Regions from separate parts of the Homo sapiens genome. Here region 2 is linked to region 1. A link is an interaction called in ENCODE POLR2A ChIA-PET data of the cell type or tissue named here. Cell type or tissue: endothelial cell of umbilical vein. All regions are shown on one strand. Links, peaks and the distances in the headings refer to the core of each region. The heading gives the core; the rest is flanking DNA. Region 1 overlaps RP2 (RP2 activator of ARL3 GTPase). Region 2 has its middle 11 kb from the start of SLC9A7.

Evidence for each region. ChIA-PET counts read pairs that join two places held together with the same protein. Peaks named below come from ENCODE experiments on the same cell type or tissue, not always from the same donor. Only the 100,000 strongest peaks of a DNase experiment are listed, where the experiment ranks them.
Region 2: POLR2A ChIA-PET joins it to region 1 with 6 read pairs; 1 of 35 experiments calls an interaction of 5 or more read pairs at or near these places.

The regions. Positions count from the first base shown.
Region 1 is chrX:46,860,367-46,875,650 of GRCh38, reverse strand. All of the region lies in intron 3 of RP2 (RP2 activator of ARL3 GTPase), which reads right to left. Among named protein-coding and RNA genes, the nearest start is that of RP2, 31 kb to the right of the region's middle. In endothelial cell of umbilical vein, for the core only: no CTCF peak of the experiment used is centred there; a DNase peak (open chromatin) is centred at 10,140; H3K27ac peaks cover 1,265 bases.
Region 2 is chrX:46,761,932-46,778,721 of GRCh38, reverse strand. No RefSeq gene overlaps it. Among named protein-coding and RNA genes, the nearest start is that of SLC9A7, 11 kb to the right of the region's middle. In endothelial cell of umbilical vein, for the core only: no CTCF peak of the experiment used is centred there; no DNase peak of the experiment used is centred there; H3K27ac peaks cover 431 bases.

The DNA.
Region 1 (15,284 bases), core at 7,035-15,034:
CATAGTGAAACAGAAGGAATAATGACTCTGATTTATTAAAATTAATATATAAAAAGTCATGAGTTCATAATGATACTTAGAGAGATCCTCCTTACTACCAGATATTTTTAAGGAAAATAAAAAAAGAAGAGAGAAACAAAATTCACTGTATACCAATGGAGGTTGCTAGGGCACCAATTCACTACTCTGAAAATTGATGCTTATTTTTCTCTTTATTTATTCTGCTTTTCTGACATGAAGCATATTTCAAGTTAACCAAACAGCTCTGGCATACGAGGAGTTCTGTTAACATCTGTTAATAAATGCAGAGGTAGTGACAAGATTAAAAAGTAAGTTTGCTAAAAAAAAAAAAAAAGAAAGAAAATACAGAAAACAGTCATTTTGCAACGCCTATTAAAACAATTGGTTCAGGCAACAATCATCAATGGTTTTAGCATCCCACAGAGAAGACTGCAGGAAACTCTACAATAAAAAGAGAAGGTCGTCACCGTGTAAACCCAACCATTAAATCTTAGTATCCCTAAAAGTACAACAATCAAACATTATGTGCCTTCTCAATTAATGCAACAGGAAACAGTACCATCTATGTATTCCTGCCAAAAAAAATTAAAAAATAAAAGTAAAAAAATAACTAAACCTGAACGTAAACAAGGCTTTGATCTAACTTCTAGTCTGCAAGAAATATGGAGGAACGAATTAAACAACCTCATAAATACTATAACATAATTGACCAAGCTTCTTTCCCAAGACAAAGGCAAGAAAAAAGTAGTAGAGGGGGAACACCTGTTTTTGATTTAAGAGCGATAGAAGATTAAAAAAAAAAAACCAAATACAGTAAGTGGGTCTATTTTAGATCTGGATCAAATTAACTGTAAAAACACAAAGAATTATTTTAGTAAGTAGGTAAATCTGCATATAGACTGAATATTAGAGGATACTAAGGAATTATTGTTAATTCTGTTAAATGTGATAATGCACTGTAGTTAAGAAAACATTTTTAATTTTGTTTTAAGATAATGAAATATTTAGGGATGAAATGACAGGATGAATCAATTTGATTAAAATGTTTTAGCAAACAATGAGTTTTTTTTTTAAGTATGGCAAGAAGTTGATGAAACTGGGTGATGGGTACACATGGGGGTCATTGTACTCTCTACATTTAGTACATTTGGAAATTTGCAAAATGAGTTTAAAAAGTACTTTAAACCTAATAAATACTGAACTAAAAAGAAAAGGTTGATAATAAATGTAGGGTTTCCAGTTTTGCAAGGTAGAAAGTTTGAATTAAGGTAGAATATAGTTTCATCACTACAAGGAAATATAGTGTGTGTGTGTATTTAAGTTAGACATTTATTATTAAAAGTTCCAGTCTTTCTATAAAGAACATGTAATCTAGAATTCAGAAATACAATCTTGGTAGAATTACTCAGGTATATAACTTGATTGATATTGACTAGAATATGATAAACTTCCAATAAATGACCTAATAATTTTCCAACAAAAAAGTGGACAAATGCATTTGTTTTAACATGTGTGGATAATCTTAAATTTAAAAAGACTACAATGTTTGTCTTATATGCTTGACATAGATTTGCAACTCAGTAGTTTATGGTGTTCCTAGAACGCAGCTGAAGACCTGGTATGTAGAGGAAATATGAGGGGTGGTGCTAGAAGACAGACATCTGTGGAATGATTCACATCCTCTCAAATTAGGAGGATGGAGGCCTGCTTCATTAAGAAGCTCAGGGTCAGGTGGGGGTGGGGAAAACACTTAGCAACATGGGGAACCGTCAGGGGAGTCTCCTTATTTCTGTTCTGCATATGAAGACTCCTATAGCAGCCAGGTGAGGCTCTCTAGTTTAATAAAAATCATGGGAAGAGTCTGAAGACTCTTCATAAGTGTTAATAGGGATTTTTATCAGCTTATTTTGGTTGCAGTTTCCAATTTTTGAAAATGTTTAGGTAATCTTTTCCACCTTCCCAAATCCTAATTCTTTAGATTCATTAGTGTTGAACCAATGCTTTCTCATGTCTCAATTCTTTGTTTATGCATTCTTTTCATATGTATTAAACAAACAAAAACCCTTAAAAAAACTACAGTGTTGACAATGCACTTGCTAAGCACTACTAAATTTTTTAAAAACTACAATGTTGACAACACACTTGTTAAACACTACTATTTGTCCCTCTATCTAATGATGATGCCAATTACTGTGATTATTTCTAACTGAACTATGAGGTCAACAAGGATTACTGGTCATGTTTTTAGTGTTTTAATATGAACATCTTATTCAGAGAGTTCATGGTAGCTTTAGATCTAAATATTTCAGCTGTCATGAAAAATTGTGAGACTCTGAAGCAGACAAAAAAGATTTCTGGATGTCTTATCTAGTGAACCCTTCTGAGATCTAACATGACCTTGGAACAAGCCACTATGTCTCAATTAGATTACTGCAACAGCCTCCTAGCTGGTCTTTCTGCTTCCCCATTAAAGCGACCAGTGACAGGATTTACACTTTAAAAGGACCATGACATTCCTCTGCTCTAAAACTGCCTATAAAGTATGATCTATATTTTTATTTTTAATTGCTCTAAAAATAAGTGACGGTTCAGGCCAGGCACAGTGGCTCACTCCTGTATTCCTAGCAGTTTGGGAGGCTGAGGCAGGCAGATCGCTTTAGCCCAGGAGTTCAAGACCAGCCTAGGCAACATGGCAAAGCCCCATCTCTACAAAAAAATACAAAAATTAGCCAGGCGTAGTAGCCCATGTCTGTAGTCCAAGCTATTCGGGAGACTGAGGTAGAAGAATCACCTGAGCTCTGGAGGTCGAAGCTGCAGTGAGCCGAGATCAAGCCACTGCGCTCCAGCCTGGGCATCAAAGTGAGATCCTGTCTCAAAAACAAACACACAAACAAACAAACAAACAAAAAAACACCAGACAGTTCAAAGCAATAACATTAACAACGTATTAGGTGTTTATAGCATATACAACAGTAATATATGACAATAATGACACAGAGATGAGAAGGAAGAATTAAGAATATAATGTTATCAGGTCCTTAGATGACAGGTGAAGTTGTGTAATATTAGAAGGTAGACTCAAATTATTTAAAAATATTTGCTGTAAAACCCAACATAACCATTAAATAAGTTTTTGAAGAAGAGGTATAAATATGTCAATAGACAAGATTAAGTGGAATTACAAAACTGCTAAAAAGAAAAAGAGGTAATAAGAAAAAAAGAACAACTGGAACAAATCAGCTAGCAAAATGAAAGATTTTGATCCAACTGTATCAATAATCCCTTTCAATGTGAATGGTCTAAATACAGCAGTTAAAAGAGACTGGATTGAAAAGCAAAAACCAACTACATGCTGTCTACAGAACACTCACTTTAAATATACAGCCTTGATAAGCTACAAGAAAAAAAGATAAATCTTTACAATAAAACACTAACCAAATGAAAGCTAGAGTAGCTATATTAATTTGAGATGAAGTAGATTTCAGAACAAGGAAAATTATCAGAGATAAAGAAAGACATCAGAGTCGGACATGGTGGCTTGTGCCTGTAATCCCAGCTACTGAGGAGGCTGAGGTGGGAGGATTACTTGAGCCCCAGGAGTTCGAGGCTGCAGTTGAGCTATGACTGCACCACTGTACCCCAGACTGGGTGACAGAGCAAGAACCCCTCTCTTAAAAAAATGAGGGACATCACATAACCATGAAGGATTCTCCAAGAAGATATAACAATCCTAAATGTGTATGCACATAATAACAGAGCTTCAAAATACATGAGACAAAACCTGACAGGATCTGAAAAGAGAAACAGACAAATCCAAAATTACAGTTGGAGGCTTCAACACTCCTCTCTCATTGATTTATGGAACAAGTAGGCAGAAAATCAGCAAGGATACAGATAACCTGAATAGCACTATCAACCAACTTGACCTAGTGGACATTTATAGAAAATTCAACCAAGCAACAGCAGATTACACATTCTTCTCAGATGCACATAGAATATTCACCAAGATAAGCCATATTCTGTGCCATAAAATACATTTTAATATAAAAAACAGAAATCATACAAATGTGTATTCTTGGACCATAACAGGATTTAGAAATCAATAATAGAAATACACTTGGGCAATCCCCAAATGTTTGGAAATTAAACAATTATACTTCTAAATAATCCGTGGATCAAGTGAGGTCTCAAGGGAAACTAAAAAATAGTTTTAACTAAATCAGTGGTCAACATACTTTTTCTGTAAAGGGCCAGACAGGAAATATTTCAGGCTTTGTGCACCATAATGTAATAGATAAAAGAATGAGTGGCCGGGTGTGGTGGCTCGCACCTGTAATCCCAGCACTTTGGGAGGCTGAGGCGGGCAGATCACCTGATGTCAGGAGTTTGAGACTAGCCTGGCCAACATGGTGAAACCCCATCTCTACTGAAAATACAAATATTAGCCGGGCGTGGTGGCGGGCACCTGTAATCCCAGCTACTCGGGAGGCTGAGGCAGGACAATTGCTTGAACCCGGGAGGCGGAGGTTGCAGTGTGCCACTGCACTCCAGCCTGGGTGACGAGAGCAAAACTCCATCTCACAAAAAAAAAAAAAAAAAAAAAAAAAAGGAATGAGCGTGGCTGTGCTCCAATAAGACTTCACTTATTAAAGCAGGCAGTGGGCCATAATTTGCCAAACTCTGAATTAAATAAAAATGAAAATACAACATATCAAAATTTGTGAGATGTGCTAAAGCAGTGCTTAAAGGAAAAATTGTAACATTAAATAACAGATATAGTCAATCCTCATTATATGCAGATCCCTTCATTTCAAATTTACCTACTTGCTAAAATTCATTTCTAACTCCCCAAATCAATGCTTGCAGTGCTTTCATGGTTATTTGTGGACATGCACAGTGGCAAAAAATTAGAATTGCCTGATGTGCATGCTCCCAGCTGAGGCTGAACAAGGTGATACTCTGCCTGTTTCAGCTATTGTAGTATAAGAAAGTGTCCTTTGTGAGGTCTAGGTAGTGCCGTATTTTTCACATTTTTGTGCTTTTTGTTGGTGATTTTACCTGTTTAAAATATCCCCTAGGCCAGGCACAGTGGCTCATGCCTGTAATCCCAGCACTTTGGGAGGCTGAGGAGGGAGGATTGCTTGAGGCCAGAAGTTCAAGATCAGCCTGGGTAACATGGCAAGACCCCAACTCTACAACATTGTTTAAAAAAATAGCTGGGGGCTGGGCGTGGTGGCTCATACCTGTAATCCCAGCACTTTGGGAGGCCAAGTTGGGTGGATCACCTGAGCCCAGCAGTTCAAGACCAGCCTGGGCAACAAAGCAAGACCCTGTCTCTTTTATGTTAAAAAAAAAATAGCTGGGCATGGTGGAGTGAACCTGTAGTCCTAGCTCCTTGCGAGTCTGAGGTGGGAGGATCACCTGAGCCCATGAGTTTGAGGTTACAGTGAGCTATGGTCATACCACTGCACTCTACCCTGGCTGACAGAGCAAGACCCTGTCTCCAAAAAAATAAAATAGCCCCCAAACACAGTGCTGAAGTGCTGTCTAATGGCTCCTAAACTGAGGAAAGTTGTGATGTGCCTCATGAGAAAATGTGTTAGATAAGCTTTGCTCCAGCATCAGTTCTAGTGCTGTTGGCTGTGAGTTCAATGTTAACGAATCAACAGTATATGCTAAATAAGGTATCTTTAAACACACATTAAACAAAGTTATGTATTGCACCAGGCGCGGTGGCTCACGCCTGTAATCCCAGCACTTTGGGAGGCCGAGGCAGGCGGATCACCTGAGGTCAGGAGTTTGAGACCAGCCTGACCAACATGGAGAAACCCCATCTCTACTAAAAATACAAAATTAGCCGGGCGTGGTGGCACATGCCTGTAATCTCAGCTACTCAGGAGGCTGAGGCAGGAGAATCACCTGAACCCGGGAGGCGGGGGTTGCGGTGAGCCGAGATCACACCATTGCACTCCAGCCTGGGCAACAAGAGCAAAACTCTGCCTCAAAAAAAAAAAAAAAAAAAAGTATGTATGAAAACCTACAACTGACGGCCGGGCACGGTAGCTCACGCCTGTAATCCCAGCGCTTTGGGAGGCCGAGGTGGGCGGATCACCGAGACCAGCCTGACCAACATGGAGAAACCCCGTCTTCATTAAAAATACAAAATTAGCCGGGCGTGGTGGCGTGCCTGTAATCCCAGCTACTCAAGAGGCTGAGGCAGGAGAATCACTTGAACCTGGGAGGCAGAGGTTGCGGTGAGCCAAGATCGCGCCATCGCAGTCCAGCCTGGGCAACAAAGAGCAAAACTCCGTCTTAAAAAAAAAAAAAAAGAAAAACTACAACTGACATAATTCCTTTTAAAATTTTTAATTTAATTTTTTTAAGAGATGGGGGTCTCACTTTGTTGTTCAGGCTGGTCTTGAACTCTTTGCTTCAAGCAATCTTCCTGCCTTGGCCTCCCAAATTGCTGGGATTACAGGCATAAGCAACTGTGCCTAAACCTGACATCGATGTTTTTGTTGTTTTGAGACAGGATCTCCTTGGGTCACTCCCCCCAAGGCTGGAGTGCAGTGATGTGATCTCAGCTAACTGCAACCTCTGCCTCCCAGGCTCAAGTGATCCTCCCACCTCAGTCTCCCAAGTAGCTGGGACTACAGGCACGCACCATCACACACCCAACTAATTTTTGTATTTTTTTGTAGAGATGAGGCTTTGCCTTGTTGCCCACGCTGGTCTCAAACTCCTGGGCTCAAGTGATCCACCTGCCTCAGCCTCCCTAAGTGCTGGGACTACAGGCATGAGCCACTGCGCCTGGCCACTGACATTCTTTTTTTTTTTTTTTTTTGAGATGGAGTATCGCCCTGTCTCCTAGGCTGGAGTGCAGTGGCGCGATCTTGGCTCACTGCAACCTCCACCTGCCGGGCTCAAGCGATTCTCCTGCCTCAGCCTCCCAAATAGCTGGGATTACAGACAAGTGCCACCACGCCCGGCTAATTTTTTGTATTTTTAGTAGAGACCCGGGTTTCATCATGTTGGCAGGCTGGTCTCGAACTTCTGGCCTCAAGTGATCCACCCACCTTGGCCTCCTAAAGTGCTGGGATTACAGGTGTGAGCCACTGCGCCCGGCCTACATCATTCCTAAGGGTGAGACTGAACACTTGCAGAATAGTGATGGAAGGCATCTTTGCCTTGCTCCTGAGATCAGCCTCCAGAGTAGCTGGGGCTACAGGCGCATGACACCATGCTCGGCTCATTTTTTTTTTCTTTTTGTAGAGACAAAGTCTCATTATGTTGCCTAGGCTGGTTTCGAACTCCTGGGCTCAAGCAATCCTCCTGCCTCGGCCTCCCAAAGTGTTGGGATTACAGGCATGAGCCACCACGCCTGGCCTATCTTGACAAATTCCCTGTGAATCTAAAATTGTTTCAAAATTAAAAGTTGATTTAAAAAACACAATGAGATATCATGACACACCTATTGGAAAACTGACAATAGCAAATGCTAGCAAATTACCCAAGTGACTTGAAAAGTTATGTACACTCAAAAACCTATATACAATGCAGGTCCCTCAAAAAACTAAAAATAGAACTACAACATGATCCAGCAATTCCACAACTGGGTATAGATCCAAAAGCAAGGAAATCAGTATGTCAAAGAGATAGTTGCACTCATGATCACTGCAGCACTATTCATAATTGTCAAAATATGAAATCGGCCTAATTGCCCATCAACAGATAAATGGATAAAGAAAATGTGTTACCCTTATACAATGGAATATTAGTCAGCCATAAAAGGAATGAAATCCTGTCATTTGCAGCAACATGGATGGAACTAGGGACCACTAGTTAAGTGAAATAAGCCAAGCACAGAAAGACAAATATCACATGCTCTCACTCATATGTGGGGGCTAAAAAAAGTGGATCTCATGAAGATAGAGAGTAGACTGGTGGTTATCAGAGGCTGGAAAAGGGGACAGTGGGGTGGGGGGGAATGTGGAGAAAAAAAGAGAATGTAAATGTATTACCACTGAACTGTATACTTAAAAATGGTAAAGGTGGTAAATTATGTATGTATATTTTACCTTAATAAAAAAACTTACACACAAATGTTTATACTGGCTTTATTCATAATTGGCAAAACTGGAAACAAGCAGGATGTCCAACAATTGAATGGAAAAACAAACTGGTACATCAATACAAGGAATACTATTCAGCAATAAAAAGGAACAAGTTGGCTAGGAGCGGTGGCTCACGCCTGTAATCCCAGCACTTTGGGAGGCCGAGGCGGGCGGATCGCCTGAGGTCGGGAGTTCGAGACCAGCCTGGCCAGCATGGTGAAACGCCATCTCTACTAAAAATACAAAAATTAGTCGGGCGTGGTGGCAGGCATCTGTAATCCCCGCTACTCGGGAAGCTGAGGCAGGAGAATCGCTTGAACCCAGGAGGTGGAGGTTGCAGTGAGCCAAGATCACGCCATTGCACTCCAGCCTGGGCAACAGAGCGAGACTCCTTGTCAAAAAAAAAGACAAAAGAAAAAAAAAGGAACAAGTTATTGAGTCACCTAGCAAGAAGACTGAATCACAAATGCATTTTAATAAATGAAGCCAGACCCAAAAGGCTACATGTTGTATGATTCCATTTATGGTACACTCTGGAAAAGACAAAATCATAGGGACAGGAGACAAATCAGTTGCCAGGAGTTGTGGTTGACTGACTAAAGGGGCCACACAAGGGAAATTTTTAGGGAGAACTGTTTTCCATGGTACTGGGGTGATAAGTGGGGTGGTGGACTTTATGCACTCATCAAAACTCATGCCAACTGAATGTTACTGTATGCAAATTTTAAAAAATTAACCAAGATGTCACAGTATCCAAGGATGGAATGAAGCTTGTAACAAATGAATCTAACAGTATTAGAAATGTGTGCCAATACTTCAATGAAGGGGATAAGGGAAAAAGGAGCTAACCTCAGGACTTTGGAAAACTGTTTTGAGTGGCTACTGTAAGGCTAAAGACAAGACTGTACAATACCAACTGCACTCTAGTTGGCAAATAAGTTTCTCACAGGGGTATGGGTTAGTAATTCTAAAAATATATTATATTTATACTAGGGTTAAACAAATAAGTGAATAAAATGGACATAATGGAAGCCAGGTTTCTCACTTTCAGAGTAAGAAGTCACAAAAAAGCAAGGGAAGGGATGCTAGAATGAACCCTGTGGTGCTGGATTAGGGTCAGAGGTATTTTAATAGATAGATAGATAGATACAGGATTATAGATGTGTGTGTATATACAGGTTAATAGTCATACATGTATTTTTTACCTTTGTCTGTTGAAAGGGCCTAGAACCAGTGGTACCCCATTAGTAAAGGGCACACCTAGCACCCAGATCATGGTTTCTAACTATCATTCTAGAATAAAAGAAACCAGCGTTCCTTGGAGAAATGGTTGATACTAGTTCTGGAGCAAGGAAAAATACAGGATGAGCCTGGAGCATCTTGTAGGGCCAGGAAGTAAGGAAGTGTTCAAAATTCAAAAGGATGGGGCATGTCAAAGGGACAAAAAAGCCAACCTAAAAGAGCTCCAGATGGTTAAAACCAGAACAATTTGATAGTATTGGATTATAACTTAAAAGAACAAAATACACACCCATGAGAAATAAATGATTGAATAAATGGGGAGAAGGGACAAATCTTTTTTTTTTTTTTGAGACAGAGTCTCACTCTGTCGCCCAGGCTGGACTGCGGTGGCAATCTTGGCTCACTGCAATCTCCGCCTCCCAGGTTCAAGTGATTCTCCTGCCTCAGCCTCCCGAGTAGCTGGGACTACAGGCATGCGCCACCACATCCAGCTAATTTATGTATTTTTAGTAGAGATGGGGTTTCACCATGTTGGCCAGGATGGTCTCGATCTCTTGACCTCGTGATCCGCCTGCCTCAGCCTCCCAAAGTGCTGGGATTATAGGCGTGAGCCACCACACCCAGCCAGGACAAATGTTTCTTACAGAATTCCAAATAATGTATGTGGATATTCCTGTCTCCCGATGGTAGAGCTTAATTCTCCTCTCCTTGATTGTGTGTTGATCTTAGTGACTCATTTTCAAAGAATGGAGTATGGAAAGGGAAACATGGAAACTTTACGGCAGAGAAATCTGGCAGATATCACCTCATATTGACATCATGTGCCCTGTGATGTCGTGATGAGAAGGGCACTTCCTCTTCCTAAAAACCCATAACCCTAGTCTAACCAGAGGAAAATGTCAGATAAACATAAATTGAGGAACATTCTACAAAATAATTGACCACTACTATTCAAAAGTTTCAAGATTATGAGAAACAAGGAAGACTGAAGAAATGTCACATCTGTCACAGGAAATTAAGGAGACATGGCAACAAAAAGCAATGTGGGATCTTGGATTGAATTCTGGAACTGAAAAAGGACATAAGTTGAAAAACTGGTAAAATTTGAATAAAGTCTGTAGTTTAAGTTAGCATTTTACCAATGTAAATTTCTTAGCTTTGACAAATGTACTATGGTTATGTTAACATTTAGGGAAGCTGGGTAAGGGATATACAGAAACTTTCTGTACTATCTTTGCAATTTTTCTGTAAACCTAAAATCATTCCAATATAAAAAGTTTATTTTAAAAAAGCCCACAAATGTCCAGTAGCATCTCATCTCACTCAGACTACTATAGAAGCCAAAGTCTCTACAGTGGCCTACAAGGCCCTTCATTATCTCTCTCTCTACTTCTCAGACCTCATCTACTATGTTTGTTGAATAATTGAATGAATTACTCCCTAAAACAAAAGAACCCAAGTCTGACTAATCTGGAGAACTATCAAAAAAGGAACATTCCAAGGGTACATCTCAAAGATTTCTGAATCAGGCTTTCTGGGGTGGGAGTAGAAAATTTGTTTATTGGCTGGGCTTGGTGGCTTATGCCTATAATCTCAGCACTTTAGGAGGCTGAGGCGGACGCATCACATGAGCCCAGGAGCTTGAGACTAGCCTGGGCAACATGGCAAAATGCCATCTCTACAAAAAATACAAAAATTAGCTGGGTATGGTGGTGCACGCCTGTAGTCCCAGCTACCCAGGAGGCTGAGGTGAATGGATCGCTTGAGCCCAGGAGTCAGAGGTGGGAGGATTGCTCGAGCTCCGGAGTCAGAGGTGGGAGGATTGCTTGAGCCCCGAAGACAGGGTTTGCAGTGAGCCGAGATTGCAGCACTGCACTCTAGCCTGGACAACACAGTGAGACCCTGTCTCAAAAAAAAAAAAAAAAAGAAAGGAAGGAAGGAAGGAAAATTTGTTTATGTATTTATGTATTTGAGACAAGGTCTCGCTCTGCTGCCCAAGCTCGAGTGCAGTGGCACGATCATGGGTCACTGCAGCCTCAACCTCCCTGGGCTCAGGTGATCCTCCCACCTCAGCCTCCAAGTAGCTGGGACTACAGGTGCACACCATCACACCCAGCTAATTTTTGTAGAGACAGGGTTTTGCCATGTTGCCCAGGCTGGTCTTGAACTCCTAGGCTCAAGTGATCCGCCTGCCTCAGCCTCCCAAAGTGCTGGAATTACAGGTGTGAGCCACCGTGCCTGGCTGAAAATTTACATTTTTAAAAGCACCCTGGATGGTTCTGAGGATTAGTCAGATTTGGAGATCCTCATGATGGAAAACAATGAATTCTCTTATTAAGCAGTCAAATAGCTTTATTAAATATTAAAAATAAATGTGACTATTGCAACTGAAGAGGAAAATTGAGAGACTCTGAGGTGCAAACTATTTAAGATACATGTGAATTCTCAAAAGAAATAAATAAATAAGACCACCCTTAGTTCAGTACAGTGATTCTCAACTGGGAGCAATTTTGCCTCCCTCCCACACCCCTGGGGACATCTGGAAACATTTTTCGTTGCCACAACTGGGGTGGTGTTTTATTGGCATCTAATAGGTAGAGGCCAGAGATGCTGCCAAACATCTTGTAAGGTATAGGACAGCCTCTCATAACAAAGAATTACCTGGCCTAAAATGTCTGTAGTGCCACAGTTGAGAAACCCTGCCTTAGAATGACTGATGGCCACTTTTAGATAAGGGCCCAGTCCATCCAACTCCTGCTAGAATATCTCCACTGCCAGCCTACTCAGTATTCCACAGGAATCAGCGCACTGCTGAGCAGCTTAAAAGTTTTCCCCAACTTTTTATTTTGAAAATTTCTATACATTATAGAAGAATTGAAAGAATAGCATAAATATGCATTTGCCCTTCACCTACACCCACCAAAAGTTAACATTTGTCCCCATTTGCTTTATTACAAAATAAACACCATCTATCTGCACATATATGCTTTGTTTTGCTGAGTCATTTGAAAGTAGCAGACATAAGAACACTTCAGCATGTATCTCCTGCATAACCACACCACCATTATTATACCAAAGGATCAACGATAATTCTATCTCATCTTCAAACTTCCCCACTTGTCCCAAAAATGCTTTTTACAGCTCACTCCAACCCAACCTAAGATCCAATCAAGGTTCACTCATTGCATTTAGTTGTTATATCTCTTTAGTCTCTTAATCCAGAATAATTCCCCCATATTTTTTGTTTTCCATTATACTGTCTGAAGAGACCTAGCCAGTTGTCTTGTAGAATGTCTTCTATTTTGGATTTGTCTTATTTCCTTATGGTGTCATTTAACATATTTCTTTTCTTCCTACACTACAAACTACAAGTTAAGTCTTGGCTCAATTAGATTCAGGTTACTTTGGCAAGAACACTCTACATATGATGTTGTGTATTTTTCAATGCATCACATCACAAATAACACGTTAGGCTGTCCATCAATGATGCTGTTTGATCACTGGGTTAACATGGTGATCACCAAATCTCTGCTGTAAAGGTACACTTCCCCTTTGAATTAGGATGTATAAATATCCTGTTGGGTTTTTTTGTTTGTTTGTTTGTTTGTTTTTTTGAGACAGAGTCTTGCTCTGTCGCCCAGGCTGGAGTGCAGTGGCGCGATCTTGGCTCACTGCAAGCTCCACCTCCCGGGTTCACGCCATTCTCCTGCCTCAGCCTCCTGAGTAGCTGGGACTACAGGCGCCCGCCACCACGCCCGGCTAATTTTTTGTATTTTTAGTAGAGACGGGGTTTCACCGTGTTAGCCAGGATGGTCTTGATCTCCTGACCTTGTGATCTGCCCGCCTTGGCCTCCCAAAGTGTTGGGATTACAGGCGTGAGCCACCACACCCGGCCATTTTTTTTTGAGACAGAGTCTTGCTCTTTTGCCCAGGCTGGAGTGCAGCAGCGATCTTGGCTCACTGCAACCTCCGCCTCCCAGGTTCAAGCAATTATCTGCCTCAGCCTCCCTAGTAGCTGTGATTACAGGCAACCGCCATCACACCCGGCTAATTTTTGTATTTTTAGTAGAGACAGGGTTTCACCATGTTGGCCAGGCTGGTCTTGAACTCCTGACCTCGTGATCTACCCGCCTCAGCCTCCCAAAGTGTTGGGATTACAGGTATGAGCCACTACGCCCAGCCAAATATCCTACTTCTTAGCAACTTTTACCCCAATAGTTTTAGCACCCACTGATAATCTTTGTCTGAAATAATTATTACATTGGGGTTGGAAATGGTGATTTCCAAAGTCCAGCATTCCTTCTGCATTTTTTAGCTCACAATATTCCATAAACAGCAGATGAACATTCTTTTCTTCTCTCCCCTTTTTGTTTAACAATATGGATGCATAGATTTCTGTTGTTAAATCATTACCTTCATTCTTCTCTTTTTTTGAGACAAGGTCTTGCTCTGTTGCCCAGGCTGCAGTGCAGTGGCATGAGCATAACTCACTGCAGCCTCAAGCTCCTGGGCTCAAGCAACCCTCCCACCTCAGCTCCTGAGTAGCTGGGACTACAGGTATGCATCACCCCTAGCTAATTTTTGTATTTTTTGTAGTGACAAGGTCTTGCAACGTTGCCCAGATGGGTTTCAAACTCCTGGCCTTAAGCAATCCTTCCACTTCACCCTCCCAAAATGCTGGGATTACAGGGGTTCGGCACTACATCCAGTCCCAGTATTCCTTTTAATTGTTAAATTGTCCCAAATTTGGCCCATGGAAACTCCTTCAAGCTGGCTCCTAAGATCTTTTGATATGAACTCATCAGTCTTTGAATACTTCCTATAGGCATCTCTTGTTTTTAAGACTTGTTTATATAATATTTATTTGCTGAAATTCCTGCAACATCTGCTTATTGGTTTTAGTTCTACTTTTTGCAGCAATAGAACATTTTACTTCTTCCATGTGGAATGTTCTGTTACTTAAATGCAGATATTATATTTGGGTTGGAGCAATTCTACAATACGACTTCACTAACATCACACAGGTACATAAATCATTAATTTAGCTCTACCGATATGCTCACTTTATTCCTAACTCTCACACTTTAGGATGTCCAATACACTTATTACCTGATTCAATTTCCAAAAGCTGCTAAGAAGTTAAACATTCATTTTCAAGCTTCCAAATGTTCCCATGTCAAAATGGTTGCATCAAAGGGGCCAGGTCAGAATTTCCTACATATATTCTGGGGTAGATTCATGCAGTGGGTCACAGCAAGTCCTTGCTACCACTACAGTAACCACAGAAGTATTATCAAATACTGCATTAATACTTACCAGCTGAGTTACACCCAGCATTACTTATTATCCTAACATTCCTCTAACATTTGCATACAGATTTTTGCAGTTTATTATAATATTTTTATACATAAAGAGCACATAAAATGCAGATGTGCCCTCTCTCTAGGGAATACCCAATCAACACTGCGTATTACTATACATATTTGCTCAGGCCAGTCAAGGAAAGCCTGATGAGCCTTGAGCAAACAATGGCCCCACTCTGAACAGATAAAGAGTACTCTGTCCTCTAGAATCAATACACCTTCAAATACAGGTAGGCAGACAGTAACCCTTCAAGTGGGCACACATACTCAAGTTCCTCTCTTTGAAGACCTATATCCAGTATCTGAAATTTATTGGTGGCATTTACCCACTAGGGAAAACAATTCTAATTATACATGGAAGTTAATCAATCATATTAAATACATAAAATAGTATACCACTTTATATTTCTTATTTCTTTTCCAGTATGATTAAAGCACACTGAAGGTAGAAAGAATCTTCATCAAGTGCTTTGCAACTCTGAGCAGGGAGCATGAAATATTTATCACTACACTATAAAGGTACAACAATAATACAACAATTAAA
Region 2 (16,790 bases), core at 4,229-12,228, 94 kb after region 1:
TTGAGCATGTAAACCAAATAGTATCTGAGACAGGTCTCAATCCATTTAGAAGTTTATTTTACCAAGGTTAAGGACATGCCCGGAGGAGAGGAAACAGAGAATCACAGAAACAGTCTGTGGTCTGTGCCTTTCTCCAAAGATGATTTTGAGGGCTTCAGTTTTTAAAGGGGAAAAGCAGGCTGGAGGGGAAAGAGGGAGGAGGGTATGATATTCACATGTTGCAAGAGAAAAGGAGCAGGTAGGGGAAGAGTCAATTATGTATTCGTCTCTCACTCAGTAAATCACTGTACATAAGATAAGGTGAACACAGAGTAGCTACCTGCAGAGATATTTAACCTTTTATCTGTAGCTATCAGCTTAGGAACAAAGGGAAAGGCAGCTTCTGGCATGACTCAGCTTTCAGCTTCATTTTTTCCTTTTGGCAGTGAATTGGTGTCCTGCGTTTTTATTTTCCTTTCACAAGCCGCTAGAATCTGCCAAGCTCTTTGTGGGGTAAACAAGACAGATAATATTTCTGATCTCAAAGCTTAATGTTAATGTAATGGGAGAGACACAAACACACAAATAAGCCAAACCAAGATAGCAGCAGATTGTGAACACTGCTGAGAAAGAATTAAAGAGAGCGCTGTAGTAGTAACTGGCAGGGGAAGAGGCGCATTGAGATAGGGTCGACAGGAAAGGTCTCTTTGTGACAGTGATGTGTAAACTGAAACTTGGAGGCTAAGAAGGAGCCAGCAGAGAGGCAGGCAGAGAGATAGGGTGGTAAGATATTTTCAGCCAAGGGAACAGCACGTGCAAAGTCCCTGATACAAGTTCCCACACAAGAAAAACATTGCCCCTACTATTTTTCTCTGCCACTTAAAAACAGTACAAATTTTCGCTCCCTAGAGCAACAGTAAACTGCTACCCACAGGTATCCCTTCCACTTCTGTTGTTTTATTTCATTCATTAGCAGATAATGATGTTTTATGCTTATAACTATAAAGGCTGTGCAAGCAAGTAGAAGAGGTAAATCTCAACACAATGATATGATCTGGTCAGATTGACCATCAGCGCTGCCTCTCACACTCATCTTCTAAGCGATGCTGTTACTGGAAAGGGATCCTGATCCAGACCCCAAGAGAGGGTTCTTGGATCTTGCATAAGAAAGAATTCAGGGTGAGTCCCTAGAGTAAAGTGAAGCCAGCTCTATTAAGATGCTGAGGCAGATGGATCACTTGAGGTCAGGAGTTCGAGACCAGCCTGGCCAACATGGTGAAACCCTGTCTCTAATAAAAATACAAAAATTAGCCGGGTGCGGTGGTGAGTGCCTGTAATCCCAGCTACTGGAGAGGCTGAGGCAGGAGAATTACTTGAACCCAGGAGGCAGAGGTTGCAGTGAGCCGAGATTGTGCCATTGCACTCCAGCCTAGGCAACAAGAGTGAAACAATCTAAAAAAAGAAAAGAAAAAGAAAGAAAGAAAAGGAATAAAGAATGGTTACTTCATTGGCAGAGGAGTGGCTTGAGCTACTCGACTAAGGATACTTATTGTTACTTCTTGATTATATGCTAAACAAGGGGTAGATTACTCCAGAGTTTTATGAGAAAGGGGTGGGCAATTCCCAGAGCTGAGGGCAATTCCCCTTTTTAGACCATGTAGGGTAACTTCTGGATGTTGCCATGGCATCTGTAAACTGTCATGGCGTTGGTGAGAGTGTCTTTTAGCATGCTAATGTATTATAATTAGCATATAATGAGCAGTGAGAACAACCAGAAGTCACTTTTGTTGCCATCTTGGTTTTGGTGGGATTTTGCTAGCTTCTTTACCTCATGCTGTTTTATCAGCAAGGTCTTTATGACCCATATCTTGTGCCAACCTCCTGTCATCCTGTGACTAAGAATGCCTTAACCTCCTTAACAAACCCAAAAATGCTTTAGTTAAGGCATTCTTTTTTTTTTTTAAGATGGAGTTTCGCTCTTGTTGCCCAGGCTGGAATGCAATGGCACGATCTTGGCTCACTGCAACCTCTACCTCCTGGGTTCAGGCGATTCTCCTGCCTCAGCCTCCTGAGTAGCTGGGACTACAGGCATGCACCACCATGCCCGGCTAATTTTGTATTTTTAGTAGAGATGTGGTTTCCCATGTTGGCCAGGATGGTCTCGAACTCCTGACCTCAGGTGATCTGCCTGCCTCAGCCTCCCAAAGGGCTAGGATTACAGGCGTGAGCCACTGCGCCTGGCCTAGTTAAGGCATTCCTAATTAAGAATGCCTTAATGCAGCCCAGTATGGCTCAGCCTTATTTTACCCAGCCCCTATTCAAGATGGAGTTGCTCTGGTTCAAATACCTCTGACAATGCCATCAATCTCTTCATCACCCGAGTCAGAACCAGAGGACCCAGCCAATCCCCAAATGATCACTGACTTCTCCCAACTCAGTCTCTCATCCATCTCCATTGTCATTAATTCAGTTCTATTCCTCTTACTTATTTCCTTCTGAATTATAAAATGTTACTTCCTAGCTGGTGTAGTGGACTGTAGAGATGGCCACAAATAATTGCAGCTCCTTCCATCAAGAAATGGAATCGGCTGGGCGTGGTGGCTAATGCCTGTAATCCCAGCACTTTGGGAGGCCGAGGCAGGCGGATCACAATCAATCCTGATCAATCCTGATCACATGAGGTCAGGAGGTCGAGACCAGCCTGACCAACATGGTGAAACCCCATCTCCACTAAAAATAAAAAAATTAGCCGGGTTGGTGGTGTGCCTGTAGTCCCAGCTGCTAGGGACCCTAAGGCAGGAGAATCACTTGAACCTGGGAAGTGGAGGTTTCAGTGAGCCAAGATGGTGCCACTGCTGCACTCCAGCCTGGGCAACAGAGCAAGACTCCATCAGAAAGAAAGAAAGAGAGAAAGAAAGAAAGAAAGAAAGAAAGAAAGAAAGAAAGAAAGAAAGAAAGAAAGAAAGAAAGAAAGAAAGAAGGAAAGAAAGAAAGGAAGGAAGGAAGGAAGGAAGGAAGGAAGGAAGGAAGGAAGGGAGAGAGAGAAAGAAAGAGAAGAAAGGAGGGAGGGAGGGAGGGAGGAAGTTAGGAAGGAAGGAAGGAAGGAAGGAAAATAAAAGAAATGGAATCTCTGTTTCCAATCCTTGAATCTGGGCTGGCTTTGAGACTTGCTTTGCAGTGGAAGCAACATTATGTGAGTTCCAAGCATGAGGCTCAAGAGGCCTTGTGTTCTTTCTACCTTGTTCTAGGAAGTCCTACCACCACTGCCACATGGGCAAACCCAGAACAGCCTGCTGGATGATGAGAGACCATGTGGAACAGAGATGCTCCATCTCATCTGAGCCATCCTAGACCAGCCCACCCTCAGCTGACCTGGCCACAGACAGCAAATACATGAGCGAGCCCAGCCAAGTTCAGCCAAGCTTGGCCCAGATCAGCAGAATTGCGCAGCTGAGCCCGGTCCAAATTGCCAAACCACAAAATTGTGAGGTAAATAAATATGTGTGTGTGTTTGTGTTTTGTAAGCTACTAAATTTTGGGGGGTAGTTCCTCTCTCAGCAAAAGCTAACTGATAAAATTGGTTTCCCATCTTCTAGTTTTGGCCCCACTACAATGGAGCCTCACCATTGCCACTGTGATGGTCTTTCTAAAGCACCACTCAATCACAATACTCCCCCAACATTTTCCCATTGCCTCTATGTAAAACCCAAACTTCTCAGTTGTACTTCATCTTTCACCAAACAGCCACAGGCTATAACAAGTACCTGCGATTTCCTGGGCCTACAGTGTATTCTTTCACCTCCATACTTTTGTGAATGCTCGCTATGTGCTGAATTGTGTTTCTCCAGAATTAGTGTGCTTAAGCCCAACCCCTAGTACCTCAGAATGTGACTATATTTGAAGATAGAGTCTTTGAAGAGGTGACTAAGTTAAAAAGAGGCAATTATAGGGGACACACACACACACACACCCCCCCCCCCCACACACACACACACAGGGATGGCCATGTGAGGACACAGTAAGAAGGTGATCATCTGGCCGGGCGTGGTGGCTCATGCCTGTAATCCCAGCACTTTGAGAGGCTGAAGAGGGTGAATCACTTGAAGTCAGGAGTTCAAGACCAGCCTGGCCAACATGGTGAAACCCCGTCTCTACTAAAAATACAAAAATTAGCCAGGCGTGGTGGTGTGTGCCTGTAATCCCAGCTACTCAGGAGACTAAGGCAGGAGAATCACTTGAACCCGGAGGGCGGAGGTTGCAGTGAGCTGAAATCACGCCACTGCACTCTAGCCTGGGCAATAGAACGAGACTCAGTCTCAAAAAAAAAAAAGGTGATCATCTGCAAGCCAAGGAGAGAGGCCTCAGAAGAAACCAAACCCACCAACACCTTGGTCTTGGACTTCCAACCTGCAGAACTGAGAGAAAATACTGTTATTTAAGCCACCCAGTCTTTGGTATTTGGTTATGGCAGCCTGAGCTGCCATGTTTTCTTTCTACTGGGAAGTCCCTTCAAACTTTAGTACATCCACACTTGCTACTTCCTCACCTCGCTAATTATGACTTGTCCTTCACACTGAACTCACCACCTTGGGGAAGCCTTCTATTATTCTCTTTAGGCTGGTTAAGTGTCCCTGGTCTGTGATTCCTTCCCTGTATTAGAGCACTTATCTAGATGCTTCAGTTTTTTTTATTGTGGTAAGAACACTTAACATGAAATCTGTCCTCTTAACAAAATTTTAAGTGAACAATAAAGTATTGTTAACTATAGGCCCAATGTTGTACAGCAGATCTCTAGAACTTCTTCATCTCACGTAACTGAAACCTTCTCTCTGTTGAATAGCAATTCCCTATTTCTCCCTACCCCCATCTCATGGCAACAGTCATTCTACTGTCTGCTCCTGTGTTTGACTACTTTATATACCTCATACAAATGATGTCTTGCAGTATTTGTCTTGATATGATTGGCTTATTTCACTTAGCACAATGTCCTCAAGTTTCACCCCATGTTGTTGCATATGGCAGGATTTCCTTCTTTTTTAAGGCTGAATAGTATTTCGTTGTGTATATATACCATGTTTTCTTTATCCACTCATCTTTCAATGGATATTTAGGCTGTTTCCATATCTTGGTTATTGTGAATAATGCTGCAGTGAACATGGGAGTGCAGACATCTCTTTGAGATCTTGATTTCAATTCTTTTGAATAAATACCCAGGAGTAGGAATGCTGGATCATATGGTATTTCTATTTTTAATTTTTTGAAGACCCTCCATACTGTTTTCCACAGTGGCTTCACCATTTTATATTCCCCACCAACGGTGTACAAGTTTCCCTTTTCTCCATATTCTCACCACTACTTACCTTTATTTTTTTGGTACTAGCCACCCTAACCAGTGTGAGGTAATATCTCACTATGGTTTTGATTTACATTTCCTTGATGATTAATGATGTTGAGCATCTTTTCATATATGTGTTGGCCATTCGTATGTCTTCTTTGGAAAAAATGTCTATTCAGGTCCTTTGCCCATTTTTCAATAGGGTTATTTGGGCTTTTTTTGCTACTGAGTTGTATAAGTTAATTGTACATTTTGGATATTAACCCCTTATCAGATATATGGTTTTCAAATATTTTCTCCCATTCTATCGGTTGCCTTTTCATTTTGTTTATTGGTTTCTTTGCTGTGTAGATGCTTTCTAGTCTGATATAGTCCCACTTATTTATTTTTGCTTTTGTTGCCTATGCTCTTGGTGTCATATCCAAAAAATTATTGCCAAGACCAATGTCAAGTGGCATCAGTAACTTTAATGGAACAGGTAACAGCCCTGTAGGTAGACTCATTCTTACTTTGGAATGGAATATGTTACTCATGCCCTGAGTTGCATTATCTTTAATAAGTTTTAATAATATCTTTAATAAGAATTGTTTGAGGAAGTTATATTGCTGTATCAGTTACAAGTAAGATTGGCTGCATAGAACAATGCTTTTCTCCCAACAAATAACAAAATAGCATTTTTCTCTCCCATTTCTCTCAGGTAAAGGAAATCTGGAGGTAGGCTGTCCACAAATGGTATGGTATCTTCGGGTTGTCATTGAGCACTCAGTCTCATGTTTTCATCCTACCATACACAGCACACAGCTTTCATTTTCAAGGTCACATCATGATCCAGATTCGCTGGTGGTGCTTCAGCCATCAAGTCTGTTTTGCAGGCTGGAAAGAAGAAAAAAAGGGGAAGGACAAAAGGTCATGCACTGTTAAAGATCCTAGCTGGGAGACCTGCCCAGAGCTTCCACTCACATTTCACTGAATGGATCTTAGTCCATGGCCATACTTTGCTGTAAGGGAGTCTGGGAAATTTAGTGTTTTGTTTTTGTTTTTTAGCTGGACACATTGACTAGGTGTTTTTTTTTTTTTTTTTTTTTTTTTTTTTTTTTTTGAGACGGAGTCTTGCTCTGTCACCCAGGCTGGAGTGAATGGCATAATTTCGGCTCACTGCAACCTCTGCCTCCCAGGTTCAAGTGATTCTCCTGCCTCAGCATCCTGAGTAGCTGGGATTACAGGTGCCTGCCACCACACCCGGCTAATTTTTGTATTTTTAGTAGAGATGGGGTTTCGCCATGTTGGCCAGGCTAGTCTTGAACTCCTGACCTCAGGTGATCCGCCTGCCTTGGCCTCGCAAAGTGCTGGGATTACAGGCGTGACCTACTGCGCCTGGCCTAGGATTTAGTTACTAAAGAAGAAAGGGATAGAAGAAAAGGATATTGGAGGGTGACTAGTTGTCTCTGCCTCAGCCACAGATAAGTGGCTCATATTAAAACTACTACTGCCAAGATGAATTTGTAGGGACTGAAGTATAAATGCTGTACAAAGCTGATTGGCATAAAGCTCGTAATATTTTGTTCAGCAGAAGGGAAGAGAATATTCTTTTTTTTTATTGAGGTTAAATTACATGTAACCCCAAACCAACCACTTTAATGTATACAATTTGGTGGTGTTTAGTACATTCACAATGTTGTACAACAGTCACCTCTATCTAGATCTAAAACATTTTCATTATTCCAAAAGGAAACCTTAAACCTGTTAAATGCTTGCCCTCAATTACCCCTTCCCTCTCACCCCTAGTAACCACCAATCTGTGTTCTGTCTCTATGGATTTGCCTATTCTGGATATTTGATATAAATGGAATCATGTGTCTGGCTTCTTTCACTTGGCATAGTGTTTTTGAGGTTCATCCACATTATAGCGTTCCTTTCTATTGGTGAATATGGGAGGAGAATCCTCTTAGCAGACACAGTACCATCCTCCATGGCACATTCTAAACAAAGGCTCCAGCAAAAATCGGTTGCCTTATAATTGGGTGTAATGCTCCTGATTAGTCTCGTGGAGGTAGAGCTTAGCACTTGCCTACCCACTCCCTTCTTCATAGCTACTGGATCCTTAATTTTCTTTGAAGCATCAGTGTGCCCTGCCAGGCAATGTCTTGCAACTGCACCAAGCCAATTGTGACAAACTGTTCCCCATTTTTCCAGCCTCTCTTGCAGCCAGAGGTGGCCACTTAATCAAGTTCTGGGCAATGAGATCCAAACAGGAGTTGGCTGAGCCTCAGGGAGATAGGGTTGAGGAAGCTTTCACCTTCTTGATAAAAGGAGAGAGGCTGCAGGGCCCTTCCCACTTTTCCCTGCTCTAAACCTATACCTGATGTTTCCAGTTGCAGTATCTCTTTCTCAATCCTAACAGCTTGGCATGTTAGGATTGCATCCTTGAGTCGTGTTACATCCTTGAGTCACTGAGCTGGTGGTTTCCTACTGAGAGAATGCCTGTTATATGAGCAAGATAAAGTCTTACTCACTTCAGTCTTTGGGAGCAGGTTTTCTGCCACTTACAGCAAAAGCATTTCTAATAAACCTTAAGAGTTCCTTTTAAGTGATCAATTTTCCCATACATGGCAGAGGCAAAAGTTTGCAGCTGCCATGGGAAGAGGATGATCAGAAGGGACTCCTAAGGTTACTGTAGCTAACCCTGAATAGGGTCTGAGGTAGCATTTTTCTAACATGGCTACTGAATCCTAAACATACAGTCCATGTGGGTCTGTACAGACATGAAGGCAAGGGTGCCTGGGTCTTCTCCGTGTCTTTCTGCCTCTCTTGCTTTAAGATAAGGATTATCTATTTATGTTTATGGTATTCAACACATCTGCGAAGGTTCCCCAGGGGCTGTTCGACCTTGCCTGTCATCGACTCACAGAGTGGTGCACTGCAGTGGGAGCTTGGATGGAAGCCCAAATCTGGAAGATGCTAAAAGGAGCTAAAAACTGCAATTCCTACATTTTGCTATCTGTAGTGAGACAGGAACAGGCAGATAGAAGGGACAATCCTGAACTGTTAATAAAACCTTTAGGGAGTATCTTGAGTTCATAATAGGCTCTTCTTGATTTTAAAACATCTTGCTAATAAGGGCATTCTCTCCTGCATTTGCTGAAATATTTTCAGATGAATTTAAGATAATTAAAAAGGAATCTGGAGGTTTCCCAAGGTTTTGCTTAAATGACTCACATTTAGAGGAATCTCAATGTGCATAATGAGAAACATAAAACAAAACTATGAGTGCCTAGAAATGACTTTGCTTTTGTTCTAGAGAATCTGAACTAAGATTATATTTTGAAATTGACTTGGGAGGGATATTTGGTTTTTGGAAATAGAATAAAAAATGAACAGCTCTGGTTTGGAGGTAATAAAGCAGCTGACAAAAATAACCCCTTTATATTTAAAAGTAGCTTTTATTTAATTTGAAACATGCTACAGGGTTACTATAGCATTAAATATATTTAAATCTTTAAATATATTTAATTAAAGATATTTAATGAAATATCATTAAACATTAAAGATATTTAATTAAATATCATTAAACATTCAAGATATTTAATTAAATATCATTAAACATTCAAGATATTTAAATCTTTCCAGTTTCCCCGGACTGAATTGAATTTTAACTATACATATTTACCAACATAGATCAACTAAGTGAATGTTGCCAGCTGATATTCCATAGAAACAGAGCAACAAAAGTAAGAAAGAGGCAGAAAATACATTAGAAAAAAAGCAAATAATGACTAAGAGATATGAATTCTAAATAAAGTAGATGACCAAGAATCCACATGGGGTACCTTGACAAAATATAGAATGCACAAAATGACTTCCAATTAAATTGCATTATAAGTATATAGCTAAATTTTTAAAAACATATCCTCTGCTTTATTTATACTTTATAATAAATGTATTTATTTATTTTGTTGAAATAATTTATTCTTTCAACAAATATTTTTGAACATCTGCTATGTACCAGGCATTATGCTCAATGCATTTTTTAAGCTAGAGCTAAACAAATAAAACAACAGCAAAAAATACAACAGAAGACACTCCATCCCTGCCTCCAAAGAGCTTAATATAAAGTGGGTATATCAATAAATAATCTGATAATATGATACAATGTGGGAAATGTCATGTTAAAAGTAAACAGGAGGCCATGTTTACTTTATAGGTGTGGCGGTGGCTCACGCCTGTAATCCCAGCACTTTGGGTGGCCAAGATGGGTGGATCACTTGAGCCCAGGAGCTCGAGACCAGCCTGACCAACATGGCAAGACCCCGTCTCCACTAAAAATACAAAAAGAAAAAAAAATTGGCCAGGCGTGGTGACGCACGCCTGTAGTCCCAGTCACTAGGGAGGTTGAGGCAGGAGAATACCTTGAACCCAGGAGGGGAGGTTGCAGTGAGCCGAGATCGTGCCACTGTACTCCAGCCTGGGTGACAGAAGACTCTGTCTAAAAAAAAAAGAGTAAACATGAGCTATTAGGAGAAAATATAGGAAACATCCCAGATCCAGATGAAGGAGGCTTCTTGGAGTAGGTAGCATCTGAATTGGGCTTTGAACAACTAGCAGCAGCTGCCAGGTCAAAATGATTGGTAAGGCAAGAGGTGGAGCATAGGCACAGCCCAAAGGTGTAAGGTATCTTGATGCATTTAGGGAAGAGTGAGACGGAGGGGAGGTGGCAGGGGGTGAATCACAAATGTATTATTAGTCAGGATAGGCTACTTTACACTGTGGTGACAACCGTGAAGTAAAATAAAAATTATCTCCCAGACTACATGTCACACAGGCTTTTCCACCCTATAATTTACCATCTCAGCGTGAGGCTTTAGGACTCACTGCAGCAGGTGGAGAGAACACATGCATCTGCTCTTAAATACTTTTGCCCAGAAATGACATTCACCACTTCTACTCTCATTTCGTTGGCCAAAGCAAGTCATAAAGTCACCTCAAACGTCAAAGAGGTGAAAAATGCAATCAATGCAATCCATCTGTTTTGCAAGAAGGGAATCAGAAATATTAGGAACCACCAGCAAAGTCTACCATAGGCCCTGTGTACCGCGCTTTGAAATTGTGATTTTATCTTCAAGTGCAGGAACAAATGCAAGCAGAGGCCAAACAAACACAAGGAATTCAGGGTCAGCTTCACAACTGGTTGCCCTCTGACTCTATACTTCAAGTCTCCAAAGGCTGAGTATCAGTCAGCGTCCACAGGAAAACAGGCCACTACATGTTCCCACAGAGGAGGTTAAGATAAGGAATTGGTTACATAGGTAATGCAGAAATGAGATAGCAAAAAGGCAACTGTGAGAGAACCCAGAGATAATAACTACAAGAAGCAGCTACTATCCCTAAACTTGGAAAAACAACAGGGAAGAGGTAGGATTACCAGAACCTGGCGGTACAGAGCAAAGGCCATGCAGAATAGATATGAGGTCCTCTTAGGATGCCTGGTTGCTGCTGCTGAGGTGCTGCCAATGGGAGGCACTTGTGGGAGAGTGGAAGGCAGCCAGAGGGGAGAAGCTTCCTTCCTGGTTCTTTTTTTTTTTTTTTCCTTGAGACTGAGTCTCCCTCTGTCACCAAGGCTGGAGTACAGTGGCGCAACCTTGGCTCACTGCAACCTCTGCCTCCTGAGTTCAAGTGATTCTCCTCCCTCAGCCTCCTGAGTAGCTGAGAATACAGATGCCGCCAACACACCCGGCTAATTTTCCTATTTTTAGTAGAGATGAGGTTTCACCATGTAGGCCAGGCTGGTCTCAAACTCCTGACCTCAAGTGATCCGTTCGCCTCGGCCTCCCAAAGTGTTGGGATTACAGGCGTGAGCCACCACGCCCCGCCAATGCTAGTGTTTATGCCCATATATTTCATAGTATCCTGTGGGTGTGCCTGAATTTAAGGTTTCAGTTTTCCTCATCTGCCACATTTCAGGGTAACTGAACCCAGGACATAGCTCTTGGGGACTTCTTGAGGCCTTAACCACCGTCTTAAACTAATATAAAGTTGTAGCATGTCCAAGGGTAAGCAGAGGATTTGTTAACACATGACAGAGAGAAATTATTTAAGTTAACTTACAGCAATATTTATTTTTCTTGTACAATTATTTGAATTTAACACATGTACAGATTCATACGACCATCACTACAATCAGAATATAGAATGGTTCCATCATCCCCAAACCTCCCTTGTGTTATCCCTTTATAGTTATACGCTTCCCCTCCCACTTAGCCCCAGACACTACTGATCCATTCTCTGTAACTATACTTTTATCATTTCAAGAATGTCATAAAATGGAATAATATAGTGTGCAACCTTTTGAGACTCACTTCCACTCAGCATAATGCCTTTGATATTCATCCAAATTATTAGTATATCAATTGTTCATTCATTTTTATTGCTGAATGGTATTCCATTGTATGAACATACAACAGTTTTTTATTCATTCACCCACTGAAGGACATTTGGGTTGTTTTCAGTTTTTGGCTATTATAAATAAAGCTGCTAATAACATCCATGTAAAAAGCTGGGCGCAGTGACTCACACCTGTAATCCCAGCACTTTGGGAAGCCGAGGCGGGTGGATCACTTGAGGTCGGGAGTTCAAGATCAGCCTGGCCAACATGGTGAAACCCTGTCTCTACTAAAAATACAAAAATTAGCTGGGCATGGTAGCACATGCCTATAATTCCAGGTACTTGGGAGGCTGAGGCATAAGAATTGCTTGAACCTGGGAGGCGGAAGGTGCAGTGAGCCAAGATTGTGCCACTGCACTCCAGCCTGGGTGACAGAGCGAGACTCTGTCTCAAAACAACAACAAAAAAATCCATGTGCAGGTTTTTGGATGAACACATTTTCACTTCCCTTGGATATATACATATATACCTAGGAGTGAGATTGCTTGTTCTTATGGATAAATGCATGTTAACTTTATAAGAAACTGCCAAACTCTCTTCCAGTGTGGTTTACCATTTTGCATTCCCACCAGCAATGTAAGAGAGTTCCAGGGGCTCTTCGTTCTCATCTCCAATTGGTGTTGTCAGTATTTTTTATTTAGTCATTCTATTTCTAATATTCTAAGTCAATCTAATAGGTGGCAATCATGGTATTAATTTTTATTTCCCTAATGGCTAATGGTGTTAAACATCTCTTCATGTAATGATTTCTCATCCACATACCGTCTTTTGTAAAGTGTTAGTTTAAACCTTCTGCCCATTTTTCAACTGGGTTGTTTTCTTATTAAGTTTGGAGAATTTCTTATGTACTATGGATATAAGTCCTTTGTTGAATATGTTTTGTAAATATTTTCTCCCACTCTGTAGCTTGTCTTTTCATTACTTTAAAAGTGTCTTTTGCAGAGCAAAAACTTTTAATTTTGATGCAGTCCAATTATCAATTTTTTCATATAAGGATTGTGCTTTTGGTGTCATATCTAGGCACTCTTTGCTTAATCCAAGATCAGGAAGGTGTTCTTATGTTTTTTTGTAACTGTTTCACAGTTTTGTATGTTACATTTAAATCTATAATCTACATAAAATTCATTTTTGTACAAGGTATAAGATTTAGCTCAAGGTTCATTCTTTTTGTGTATGGATGCCCAATAATTCCAAACAATTCATTGAAAAGAACGTACCTTGTCCATTTAATTGCTTTTGCACTTTTGTGAAAAATCAATTTTGTATGTAGACCTATTTCTGGACTCTAATTTTGTCCCATTGATGTATATATCTATTCCTTCACCAATGCTACCCTGCCTTAATTATACTTTATTACTTTACATAGTAGCATTACAGTACATCTTAAATTGGATAGTGTGAGGCCTCCAATTTTATTCTTCTTTTTCAAAATTGTTTTGGCTAGTCTGTTACTTTGACTTTCCTATTAATTTTATATTTCACATGGCTATATTCACCAAACATTTTGCTGGGATTTTTATGGAAATTTTATTAAATCTGTATATCAATTTGGAGAGATTTGACATCTTTGCTTAGTCTTTCAATCCATGAACATGGCATGTCTCTTCATTTATTCAGGTCTTCTTTGATTTCTTTCATCAACATTTTATAGATTTTAGCATATAGATCCTGGACATGTTTTGTTAAAAATTTATACCTAAATATTTTTCTTTTATGCTATTGTGAATGATACATTTTAAAGATTTTTTGGCCAGGTGCAGTGGCTTACACCTATAAACCCAGCACTTTGGGAGGCCGAGGCAGGCGGATCAGGTGAGGTCAGGAGTTCGAGATCAGCTTGGCCAGCACAGCAAAACCTTGTCTCTACTAAAAATACAAAAATTAGCCAGGTGTGGTGGTGGGTGCCTGTAATCCCAGCTTGGGAGGCTGAGGCAGGAGAATCACTTGAACCCTGGAGGCGGAGGTTGCAGTGAACCGAGATCGCACCACTGCACTGCAGCCTAGGTGACAGAGCCAGACTCCACCAAAAAAAAAAAAAAATCTCCAGTTGCACATAGCCTGTATATAGAAATATGATTGGTTTTTGTGTGCTGACCTTGCACCTTGAGACCTTGCTAAACTCGCTTATTTGGTTCTAGGATTTTGTAGATTTCATGGGATTTTTCTAAGTAGATGATCATATTATCTATGAATAGGAGAATTTTTCTAATATCCTTTGAGAATTTCTCTTTTTTCCTCCCTTTTCTTTTTGTTCCCTCTGTTTTTAGTTCCTCTGTTTCCCCAGCATTCCATTAAAATTTACATATTGTGATTTTTGCTATATACGTATGCCTTTTATTTCGTTTTTCTGTCTTAGTGCACTGACTTGGAGTTCCAATACAATGTTGACTAAGAGTGGTGATAGTGGACTTCCTTGCCTTTTCCCGACCTTGGGGGGAAAGAATTCAGTCTTTTAAGAATAATGCTAGATATTCTGTGCGGTTTTTTTTTTTGGGGGGGGCGGGTATCTGCTCTTTATCAGGTCAAAGAAGTTCCCTTTTATTCCTATTTTGCTGAAAGCTATCATGAATGGATGTTGAATTTTGTCAGTGCTTTTTTCCGCATCAGTGAATATGATCAGGCAGCTTTTCTTCTTTAGACAGTAAATATGGTGGATTGCATTGAGTGATTTTCTCATGTTGAACAAGCCTTGTAATCCTAGGATAAATACCACTTGGTCATGGTGTACACTTCTTTTTATACATTGTTAGATTCAATTTACTAATATTTTGTTAAGAATTTTTATGTCTAAGTTCATGAGAGATATTGGTATGTAGCTTTCTTTTCTTCAACTGTCTGACTCTCTAGAAGAGACTGTACAGTATTGGTGTTATTTCTTCACACGGAAATCTATTTTTGTTGGATGTATTATTTTTGGTTAACAGTTCTTTCAGCACATTAAAAATGCTGTGCATGTCTTTATGACCTTCTTGGTTTCTGATGAGAAATCCGTAGTCATCTGAATTGTTGTTACCCTGTATGTAATATTTCATTTTTATCTTTCTGCTTTAAACATATTTTTTTGTTTTTCTTTTCAGCAGTTTGAATATAATGTGTCTGTGCTTTGATTCTTTGGGCTTATCCTGCTTGGGTTTTGCTGAGGTTCTTCAATCTGCAGGCTTGTGTCTTTTGCTTTATCTGGAATGTTTTCAGTTATTATATTTTCACATCTTTTTTTCTGTACCACACTGTTTCTCTTCTCCTTCTGTAACTCTAAAGACACAAATGTTAGATATTTTATTATCTCCTATAGGTCTTTGTGGCTCTATTTATTTTTCAGTTTTTCCTCTCTGCTATTCAGGTTGGATAATTTCTATTGATCTATTTTCATATTTACTGACTCTTTCATCTCTATTCTGCTATTGCATCCATCCAATTTTAAAATTCCAGCTATTGTATTCTTCACTTATAAAATTTTTTTTTTTTTTTTTGAGATGGAGTGTCACTCTGTCACCCAGGCTGGAGCGCAGTGGTGCGATCTCAGTTCACTGCAAACTCCACCTCCCAGGTTCAAGTTATTCTCCTGCCTCAGCCTCCCAGTAGCTGGGATTACAGGCACATGCCACCATGCCCAGTGAATTTCTGTATTTTTAGTAGAGATGGGGTTTCACCATGTTGGCCAGGCTGGTCTGGAACTCCTGACCTTGTGATCTACCCGCTTTGGCTTCCCAAAGTGCTGGGATTACAGGTGTGAGCCACTGTGCCCAGCCTAAAATTTCAATTTGGTTCTTCTTTTATCTTTTACTCCTGTGCTGAGCCTTTTATCCTTACATTCATTTCAAGATTATTTGTCCTTACTTGTTGGAGCATCATTATAATAGCTGCTTTAAAGTCTTTTTCAGATAATTCCAACATTGGTGTCACCTCAGCAGTGGTGTCTGTTGTTTGCCTTTTCCCACCCAAGTTAAGATTTTCATGGTTCTTCAGGTATTGAATAATTTTGGGTTGTATCCTGGACATTTTGAATATTATGTTATAGGACTTTGTATCTTGTTTTAATACTATGGGGAAATATTCATATTTTTGTTTTAGTTTGTAATAGACATGCTTGGGTTTAGATCACAAGTTCTGACATGCCTTTTGTGGATAGTGGCTCCAAAGTCAATTCAGTTTTCAAAAGTTTGTAATGCTATTCAGATCTGTCCTACATGTGTTTTATCCAGTGGCTAGTCTAGGGCTTGGGTGGTGGTCTGCCTCTTAGTTCAGTTATCACAGTCTTTGGTATGCTGTTTAGGATCAGATCCATGTGCAGGTTGGGGTGAACCTAGGAGTTCATAAAAACTTTATGAGGACCTTTCCCAAGGTCCTCTCCTCTCTACTGTCTCCTTGGTACTTTGTAATGCCTTGGAGTTCCCCTTTTAATCAATTGGCAAGAAATCTAGACTATTTAATTTATTTAAAGACAGGGTCTCGCTCTGTCGCCCAGGCTGGAGTACAGTGGTGTGATCATAGCTCACTGTAGCCTCGAACTCCTGAGCTCAAGTGAGCCTCCCACCTTAGCCTCTTGAGTAGCCAAGACTACAGGCAAGCACTACAGTGCCCAGCTAATTTTATTTTTAAATGTTTCATAGAGACAGGGTCTTGCTACATTGCCCAGGCTGTTCTCCAACTCCTGGCCTCAACAAATCCACTCACCTCAGCCTCCCAAAATGTTGGGATTACAGGGGTGAGCCACTGTGCCTGTCCAGAAATCTGGGTCTTTATTTAATCCTCTCTGTTATGTATTTCCTGAAACTTTGCCCATGTCTTGGGCCAAGCATCAGGACAGAGAGAGTGAAAAAATATATATCATTGAGGTTTTGGCCCCACTGTCTTGGGACCAGAGCTACTTCAAACAGAGAGGAAGGTTCTCCCCTCCCTTAGCATTTTTTGGGTGCTTGAAGGTATTGCTGTCTCCATTGTCACTGTTGACTGAGGTGCCACAGTGGGATTGCTTATTGGCTAAAATGTAAGAGAATGGAGAAAAGAAAAAAAATGGCACATTTCTCCTACTTTCTC